Regions from separate parts of the Homo sapiens genome. Here regions 1 and 2 are each linked to region 3. Evidence: chromatin contacts called from ENCODE Hi-C or POLR2A ChIA-PET data. All regions are on one chromosome and are shown on one strand. Each heading gives the region's core, a stretch centred on a gene start or an enhancer-like site at or near the end of the contact. The rest is flanking DNA. Distances are from core to core; before and after follow the strand shown.

Evidence for each region. Hi-C counts contacts between places; a loop is a spot of excess contacts on that map. ChIA-PET counts read pairs that join two places held with the same protein, here RNA polymerase II (POLR2A). Pooled maps may share reads with other maps.
Region 1: a pooled map shows a loop between it and region 3 (5-fold over the local background). The contact joins two enhancer-like sites. A Hi-C loop is called at or near these places in 2 of 168 maps with a recorded cell type or tissue (aorta and esophagus muscularis mucosa) and 4 of 50 pooled maps.
Region 2: a loop to region 3 is called in a map of endothelial cell of umbilical vein, with 8 times the contacts of the local background. The contact joins two enhancer-like sites. A Hi-C loop is called at or near these places in 2 of 168 maps with a recorded cell type or tissue (endothelial cell of umbilical vein and esophagus muscularis mucosa) and 1 of 50 pooled maps. POLR2A ChIA-PET finds 5 or more read pairs at or near these places in 2 of 52 experiments (AG04449 and activated T-cell).

Annotation. Positions count from the first base shown.
Region 1 is chr13:41,809,924-41,813,009 of GRCh38, reverse strand. VWA8 (von Willebrand factor A domain containing 8) reads left to right here. Exons shown (of 45, transcript NM_015058.2): 17 at 1,670-1,785. Among named protein-coding and RNA genes, the nearest start is that of VWA8, 150 kb to the left of the region's middle. RefSeq lists an enhancer at 49-98. Within about 2 kb of position 1,294, at least 2 of the 41 ENCODE cell types and tissues checked have a DNase peak (open chromatin) inside an H3K27ac peak, as active enhancers do.
Region 2 is chr13:41,786,937-41,790,022 of GRCh38, reverse strand. VWA8 (von Willebrand factor A domain containing 8) reads left to right here. Exons shown (of 45, transcript NM_015058.2): 18 at 2,480-2,586. Among named protein-coding and RNA genes, the nearest start is that of VWA8, 170 kb to the left of the region's middle. Within about 2 kb of position 1,296, at least 2 of the 41 ENCODE cell types and tissues checked have a DNase peak (open chromatin) inside an H3K27ac peak, as active enhancers do; they include endothelial cell of umbilical vein, where a contact is called at or near this core.
Region 3 is chr13:41,693,516-41,696,948 of GRCh38, reverse strand. All of the region lies in intron 29 of VWA8 (von Willebrand factor A domain containing 8), which reads left to right. Among named protein-coding and RNA genes, the nearest start is that of MIR5006, 130 kb to the right of the region's middle. RefSeq lists a silencer at 297-376. Within about 2 kb of position 1,833, at least 17 of the 41 ENCODE cell types and tissues checked have a DNase peak (open chromatin) inside an H3K27ac peak, as active enhancers do; they include endothelial cell of umbilical vein, where a contact is called at or near this core.

The DNA of each region.
Region 1 (3,086 bases), core at 45-2,544, 120 kb before region 3:
TTTTGCTTTCATGCCTTTGATGAGAGGATTTCTCATGCCCATTTGAATATTTTAACTGCCTATAACAGCTGTCTACTGTTCCACTTATTTTAGCATTGAAGTATATACTATTTTGAATTGTAATTTATGATTTATTATATTTGAATATTGTCTCCATATCTGGAATGCAAATTAATTGAAAACAAGAATGGACCAATGTCTGCTTGTAATTGAGTTCTTTGAAACTTAGAATGTGTTTTTTAATAGAAGAAAGGATATGTGGTGGTCATGCTTCCAACCTAATTCCCAAAGGAAATATAATACTAATGTTGTAGCTGAGATAGAATACTAACAGCAAACCAATATCTTATGGAGATGTGAAATACACAAGGAAGGATAAATAAATTATTTTTTTCTTCTTTGGGACATACGGAGATGACCTTAGGTGGAACATTAAAACAAGCAAATGTGCAGTGTGTCTTTGACATTCTCCCCTCATCCATTCTGAACCCTTTGTTAATTTCATAGAGTCCTCTTTTCTAGGCCCTTGAGTTCTCAGGGCCACTTTACTGCCCTTATCACCCTCTGTGACATTTCATACTGACCTGCCTTGCCCTCCCAAAGGTCCAGTTGCTTCAAAAGTGCTTCTGTCCTGTGGTTTTCAGTGATAATCACTGTCTTCTAATGCTGCTGATCTAAGTTAGGAATTAGGCCAGTAATAATCTCATTTACTAAATATATGCTAATATGTAGGTCCCATCACCTTTCTCTGCTGGGTTTTTTGTTTTCATTTTGAAGAGGCTGATTTTTAAATAACAGTTGTTGCCATTCGTTGAGCACCCATATGTGTGTGACATGTGCTAAGCACTTTAGAATCATTTTCTAATTTAACCTTCATAACAACCTTAAAGGTGAGGGCATTACTATTGCCATTTTAAAGTTGAGGGAACTGAGCCTTGGAAAGGTTAAGTAATTTGCCAAGGTAACACAGCTAATAAATAGGATACCGACTTATCTGATTCAAAAGCCTATAAACTTTACCATTATGTTATGCTGCCTGCCAAAAGAATTTCAACAAATATTTATTGAGTACTGACCATGTCCTGAGTTCTGTACTAGCAACTCTATTCGTGGAATTTTGGGAAATGTAATATAGCAAAGTGAAAGTATTCTGACAGCATAGGGGAAGGATTCAAAACAGCAAGCTGCAGCACAAGTGACAAATTGGTTGACACCTCTGTGGCCAACAGCCTAAATTGTTTACAACTCTTTTTGGCTATTTTAGAAACCACCGATTTGCTTAAAGCTTTAAACATTTCCGTGGTATCTTAACACCTTGGCTTTGTGTAAGGAGAAAAAGTGAACAGTCAATCATACAGCCTAAGTCCAGTGTGACCTTTGTTATGTAACATCCTTCCCCCATTGCCCCTCCCATCTCCAACTTAGCACAATTAAAATACATTAATTAAATTTAATTGATAAATACTTTAGATTTTTTAAAAACTATCTTCAAGGATGTTTTAAGTGTAAATTGGTTTCTGTTTATTTTGATTTGTAATTAATTAACAGCACATACTTTAAGTTTGGCCTTACCCCTTCAGTAATAATGAATTCTGCTGTGATATCCATCTAAAGGGACTTTAGCAAGTTGAAACAAGACTCTTAACACAATGTATTTGTCTTTTGATAGGCACAATCATTAGCGGCATCACTTTCTACCAGACAACTGTTGCGAATTTCTCGTCGGCTGTCACAGTATCCTAATGAAAATCTTCACAGTGCTGTTACTAAAGCCTGCCTTTCCAGGTAAACATATTCTTTCTCACTGCGTGTAAGTTTCTGGATCTTCACTAAAACTATAAGATAAGTTTAACTGATGGTGCATATTCCCAATTCTTCAAAATATATTGGTCTGAATGTAGAGCTATTTCAGCCTTGCCTTCACTGATTAGAACTTATTTAATACAACATATTATCTTTTAAAATTAATTTTTGGTCCCAGCATCACCAGAAGCAGATGTTGGTACTATGCTTCCTGTACAGCCTGCAGAACCATGAGCCAAAATAAAACCTCTTTTATTTATTAAAAATAAAATAAAATAAAATAAATTTTTATCCTTAATTTGTATGGGTACATGGTCAGTATATATTTATGGGGTACATGAGATACTTTGATACAGGCATAGAATATGTAATAATCACAACAGGGTGAATGCCATATCTATCACCCTAAGCATTTATCATTTCTTTGCATTATGAACGTTCCAATTATACTTTTAGTTACTTAAAAATGAACAATAAATTGTTGACTATAGTCACCTTGTTATGCTATCAAATACTAGATCTTCATTCTATCTATGTTTTTGTACCCATTAACCATTCCCTTCCCCAATTCTCACTACCCTTCCCACCTCTGGTAACCATCCTTCTAGTCTCTCTTTGTGAATTCTATTGTTTTAATTTTTAGCTTTTAGAAATGAGTGAAAACATGTGAAGTTTGTCTTTCTATGCATGGCTTATTTCAGTTTAAATAATGTGCTGTAGTTCCATCCATGTTGTTGCAAATGACAGAACTTCATTCATTCTTTTTTATGGCTGAACAGTACTCTATTGTGTGTGTGTACAACATTATCCATTTGTCTGTTGATGAACACTTAGGTTGCCTCCGAATCTTAGCTATTGTGAATAGTGCTTCAATAAACATGGTAGCACAGACCTCTCTTCAATATATGGATTTTCTTTCTGTTGGGCATATACCGGGCATATACCTAGCCTATACCTAGGATTGGTGTGTCATATGGTTGTTCTAGTTATTTTTTTTTCTTCTTTTTTTGAGGAACTCCATATAGTTCTCTATAGTGGTTATACTAATTTACATTTCCACCCACAGTGTACAAGGGTTCCCTTTTCTTCACTTACTTGCTGGTATTTGTTATTGCCTATCTTTTGGATAAAAGCCATTTTAATTGGGGTGAGGTGATACCTCATTATAGTTTTGATTTGCATTTCTCTAGTCATCAGTGATGTTGAGTACCTTTTCATATACCTGTGTGCCATTTGTATCTCTTCTTTTGAGAAATTTCTATTCAGATCTTTCATGCATTGTA
Region 2 (3,086 bases), core at 47-2,546, 94 kb before region 3:
CCTTCAAACATTTGAAATGGTTAATAAATTTTATATATTGTTTCCTTTTACATACTTTGGATGTCTCAATGAACAAACAAAACCTTCCTGAGTAATTAAGGCACAAATATAGTCAATTAAATTTATAAATAGGCTGTACCATAAATTATCTTAAATATTCCAATACTATTTGGAAATTTAAGATTTAAAATCACAAGTACAAATTAATTAATCAATTACATTCTGAATAGAAGTCAAAGACTGCCTAGTATCCACAGAACCCCTCAGTCTTTTTCTTTCACTCTTGCAAGTAACACCCCTCCTTCCTAGCGCTGGTGATGTGAGAATACCCCGACCCTTAACAGACTTCTTTGCTACCATCCTGAGAAGTCCTATCTTATTCCTTAATCTAAAGATCCTATCCCACTCCTGTGACAAAGACAGTTATTTGCGTTAGCTTAGTGTAACTACTATACTTCTCTTTTTGACTTTCCCAGAGTGTAGCTGAATCTTTCTTTAGTTTTTCTTATAACCAAAACCTAATGAGACTAGAGCTTTTCCAATTTTTTTTTGTTGGTAAAATGAATAAATATGATAAATGTAATAATTACTTTTAAAAGACACCAGGCTGTTCATAATAGTTATAAGTACACTTGGAAAATTTGCAACAGGGTATGTGCTTGCTTTGGTTTTGGGAAGCTAGGATAGTAAAGAGTAATATTTCATTCATTCATTTATTTGCTTATTTTACCAAGGCCAAGGGAGGAGAGGGAAAAAATAAGTAAAAAATATCAGTGAGCAATGGGAAAGGAAACAGTTAACAAATCCCTTAAAATCCAGGAAAAAAATTAGGATTGGCCTTACACCGCCTGATATGTTCCATTTTCCTCATTTGTTGGATGGGCCAGTATCTTAGAATGTTCTAGATGTAAATATATTTCAACTTCCTTGGTACCTTGATTGATATTGCTGTCTGGGTGCTAGATTGAGAATAATGGTGAAGTGTGTTCAGTCTCAGAAGGAAAGAATGCCCTATTAGCAAGCAATGCCTGCCAATATTGGTGAAGGGAAGGCATCCGTGCCATATTTGCTATTCTCTGCAGGCTTTGGAGTGTAATCTAGAAATGTTTCCACACAGGGCCAACATTAAGATGTGTTGACACGCAGACTATATACGTGTTGGGGAAGCCTGGGAATAGCCAACAAGTCTAAGCCTGAAAATAGTCAATGCCAGTCAGGGTGTTCTGACAGGAAGTAATAGGGATGCAGCTGCAGGGCCTAATGTTACCAAGCCAGCCTCTGGTTTGTGGGATAGTGGTAAGAGGAAGGTTAAGCAGGGTGCCAAGACAAGGGCTCAGGAAACAGGACAAAAGCCAGCTATTGGACTGGGAGATAAGGTGAGGGCTTGGTTTTTGAACGAGGCAGTGATCTAAGAACTATGACGAAAGTTCAGAGATGAGCAGCAAAGTCTGACTTCATGCTGAACTGAGGAGTTACTAGCATAGAGCTATGTAATTTCCTCTATCATAGCCTAGGCCCAAAATGAGGCAGGAGGTAAGAGATAATAATGTCAGATATATGGACTGGAATTTTACAGGGACAGGAAATCTGACAGTTCTTTACATGCTTGTCTATTTGCTGCCTCATGCTCTCCAATCTTTCCACTATTAGAGATTATACTCAAGACTGTAGGAATCACCACCAAAGATTTAGAGCTGTGAAAAACCCAAATTGTTTAAAAGTGGTATGTTCTTAGTATGTTTATTTGGAACGTTATATCACATAGTGGTTAATTTAAAGTGGTATAGTTAAACCATGGGTACCATGGATTAAAAGTCATATCCGTTGGCTCACTTGGGACCATAAATTCTAGCTATAGCTTTATTTGTGTAGGTGGGAAACTATGTTTCATGCCTCAGGCACATGATGCTCATAATCCGTTTGTTTGAAGAATAACTGTCACTCACTAGATGGTTGTTTTGACAACATACACATAGAATAGATAAGCAGATATATTTTTTAATAGGAAGAACGAAGCTAGATAATGTTAAATTCATTCAGAAGCTTATGTTAGAAACTAAAGAAAATCTCATTAATCCATCTCCACTGGTTTGAATTTATGATTGCCAACCTAGAACAGCCAAGTGTTGTTGTTTAATCTACTTAAGAAAATTTGATAAGCCAGTATACTAATTGTACTTAAGAAAGCAAATTTTAAATTTTATTTTGCAAAGTGTTGTACATAAATCAGTACTGCTAATTACAAATAAGTTTTACTTATTAAAGGAGATTCCACAAACATATAATTCACACGTACATTAAGTTTATATTTATTCTAAAATTTTGTTTGATTTAGATTTTACAGATCCAGACTGATCTTCCTTAATTAGTTGTAATTAGTAAGGAGTGTGTGTGTGTGTGTGTGTGTGTGTGTGTATTTAAGAATCGCAGAAAGCTTTGACTTAAGCCATTTCCCCCTTCCTCCCTCTTCATCCTCCAGGTTTTTACCCAGTCTTGCTAGGTCAGCATTAGAAAAAAATCTGGCAGATGCTACAATAGAAATAAATACTGATGACAATTTGGAGCCAGAACTGAAGGATTACAAATGTAAGTATTTGATTTGGCTCTTTTTTTTAAGTGAAATAATAATTAACAAACATTTGATGCTGTTTATTTTAATTCCAGTTAAAATAAACAGTTAAACAGTTTTTGGTTTTCATCTACTTTGTTTTATATATTAGTTTGAAGAAATGAATCTGATTTTTTTAAGTTTGAAAAACACAAGTAAAATCTTAGAATATTTACTTCATTTCAGTACATACTAGATACAATTCCCCTCACCCTTAAGACTCACAATTGATACTAATTGATACTCTGAGAATTCCTGCTGTAAATCAACTTGTCTAATTTTGAGAAATGTACTTTTTCCAAATGTATTTCACCAGTGAATCTAGAATGCTGTTTTCTTTGCATGTTTACATTTTGAGGGTCAGCGATGTCCTATAAGATATGTTGGAGAAACTTTCCTAGGTTGATACAAACTAAAATAATAATCAGAATATGCATGCCCTCTTATTCATTCCATTTCCACCTGTATTGTCTTTTGT
Region 3 (3,433 bases), core at 584-3,083:
AAGCCATGAGACTGAAAGAACTCACCAAGGGAGTGAATGTAAATAGAGAACAGAAGTTCAAACACTAAGCCTTGGGGCAGTAAAATATTAAGAAATCAGGGAGATGAGGAAGAATCAATGATTTGAAAATGAGTTTGAAAGTGAGTGACCAATAGAGTAGATAGATAAGCTGAGGAGTGTGTTATCCAGGAATGCAAGTGATGAATGTCTCAAAGATAAGGATCAATTGTTAAATGCTGATGACATAACATGTAAGAGATTGCTTACATTACTCATGTTATTCTTCCAGCTGCCCAGTGAGGGTAGCTCTCAGCCACATTTACATATGAGAGGACTGAGGCTCAGACTTCAAGTAACTTGTCTGGCAAGTACATAGCAGAACTGAGATTCATAGCATATTGGATTGACCCTACCAGAATTAAACATCACCTACTCTCTCACTCACTACAGATTTGGGGAAAAAGATTAGTTTGAAAATTAAAAAGTACTCATAATAGGAAAATATTTTTTAAATGCAGTGTTGTTACTTATGAATATTTAAAGAGCAAAGTGCTACCAAGAAATAATACTTTCACTAATCAAGAGAAAAGTATTGCATAATATATCAGTAGTTCATTGAGGAAATAAGTCAACTTTAACTTTAGTCCTTGCCACCAGAAATTATCACAAATTCTGAGTTATAAGTATTTTTCTGATTTTGTTTTCACTTTTTTATTTTTACTTTTACTTTCTCCTAGGAGCAGAATTTATAAACATCCAGATATTGTTTATAAAACTTTATCTCCTGAAAATTGGAATGAGGGTTTTACTTTAAAGATTTTCAACAAAGTATTGATGCCATTGAATTTAACTCTATAACCAAAACAATGTGTCATAAAAGGTACATGATATCTTGGTGGTTTGTAATTTAGTAAATCAGTCAAAATTGGATGAGACTACATTTGGAATATTTATTTTAACAGTCCTGCCACATTTTCAGCTGTCAAATTAACTGTCAAATTTACATACACAAATTCTTTAATAAAAGTGCCAGATTTGTAGGTTCTCAGCAAGAGTTTTATTTCCTCAAAAGATCCAATTATTTGGTAACATTGCTGATTAATACCTTATTTAATTTCAATTACTTTCATGAAAGAAAATCTGATTTTCATTGTGAAGCTGTGCTTGACTTCCATAGCCAGCATCTTGCCTCCTCATATACTGCCTTACTTACCCCTTTGGCCACAGTTTCAAGTTTTCCAGGAAACTGCTTCGGAACCCTGAGCAGACCTGCACACCTTATCTGTATACTTCCTCTCTACCTGTCCTCTAAACTGCCTTCTCTTTTCCCGGAGAGAGTATCTTATTTTACAATATACCTCTGTCAAGATGTCAGACCTGTAAAATTCCATGTGAACAGCACACAGCTGTGAAATTTAACAACTGATAAATAATTCTAGTGGAATGAAAAATAAGTAGACTGCCATCAATTCCTTCTTCTTCATTCTACCCTAACTGAAAATGAAGCAAAATATTATAGAGAAGTACTTCCATGAATTCGGCTATTCCTTGCCTTTTTAACATAAAGCTTTGCTCAGATGCATGTCCCTGGTTAGTTTAAGAAGTTGTTCAAAAATTCCTTGCTAAAATAAAATCTTAAGTAAGGAAAGGGAAACTTTGCCATGCCTAAAAATAAAGACCCTCCCCTTCCCCCACTCCCCATGAGATTATTTATTACATCTGTACAAAGTTTAGAATTTCAGATTTAGGGACATTGAGGTCATCCAGAGGTTACTTTTCTCCCAGTTAAATACAAACATAATAAAATTGCTCACTCGCGTCTCCTCCCTGCCCCCCTTAAAGGAGTGCCAAAGCCACAGTTACATGTACTCATGTGTGACGCAAAATTCTATTTTTAAACCCAGACAGAATCTATCATTAGTCATTTACAGAAGGAAACCATTAACATCTAAAAGGATGGAGCAACAGAACTCCTTCATGTTGCCAATTGCTTATAAACTAATTCTAAATACAGCAGTGGCTGGAAATACATGTTTTCTGTCACTTAGAAAGATACAGTTTTTCAGTTCACTTATGCCATGTTATGAATATGTAAGTATTAGACCCTAAAAAGGTAGGAAAATGGAAGACGATACTAACTTCTTTTTCTGCTTGATCATATTTGTTTAATCAACTGCTTATTCTTATGCTTACTCATTTTTGGGCATGAAACATTTTTAGGACTTCCTTTGCTTACAAAGGCTAATATTATCCCAAATTGCTTAAGTGCTAAGAATTCATTTTAACGTTGTACATATTTATTATACAAGAAATATTTTTTCCATCAAAAAGTACTCATTCAAAAAATATTTAATCTAGAATAGAGATTATAAATTTTTAACTTAATTTTATTTTTTTCTTAAGGAAAACTCTAAGATATCATTACCATTTTCAAAACTGTCAAGTAGTGGTGAATGACACTTCTTATATGTTAATTTTTAAAAGAATATTTCTAACACACATTCTTAATGGAGAATTATATCTTATACAGAATGATACATTCTAAGGGTGATGTTTATGAAAGAAATTTAAGCTTGGTTAACATGCTTAGTAAAATTTTTTAATACAAATAAAATTCAGAGTATATGGTGTGAAGTGAGTTATATGGTGCAAATACTATTTTAATTCTTGAACACTTCCACAAAATTAGCTTGTAAAATAAAATTAAACCCACACTGAGATGCTAGATTTGCAGATGAATCATTCATTTTTTTACATTTCTTTTTATTTCTCTAACTAAATTATATGACAGAAGGCAAGGGTCATGATTAATTCATTGTTGTATTCTTTATATATTAAATATAAGCTCCTCAATAAATATTATGGAAAAAATGAACAAACACTTCACATTTTATTGTTTTCTATATTTTTCAAGGTTTTTATTAATTCTTCATGTGCTTTGTGACTTTATTTTCTCCAAAAGAAATTCTTCTTGAAATGAAAAGTTCACAAGAGTTAGGATAACTGGAGGAGCCCCACATTTAAAATAAAATAAAACAAAGAAAGAAAAGACACCCGCATAACAATGAGGTCTGACAAATAACTTGCAGGTACCTTTCTGCAAACCTGTTAGTCTAATCTTCAAAATTCTTTATATTTTAACTAAAAAGCCAACTTCTTTGCATCCCTTTAAAATATTTAATTTTTTCTGGCTTTCTCAATGTTAAGTTTTTATTTCATGTATTTCAGTTCATTTATTTCAACACATAAGGTTTATTTATTTTCTTAAAAAAACGTATCCTAATTACTGAAAGATTACATCATTGCATAGCTGTGATTAATAATGCTGCAGAAATCTGTTGTTTGTACTTTATTACAGCACCAGTTATGAAGGTTCTTCAAGCTTGGTGAATTTCTAAATGAAGGAACATTCATTACTAGCTAGTTTCTTGGA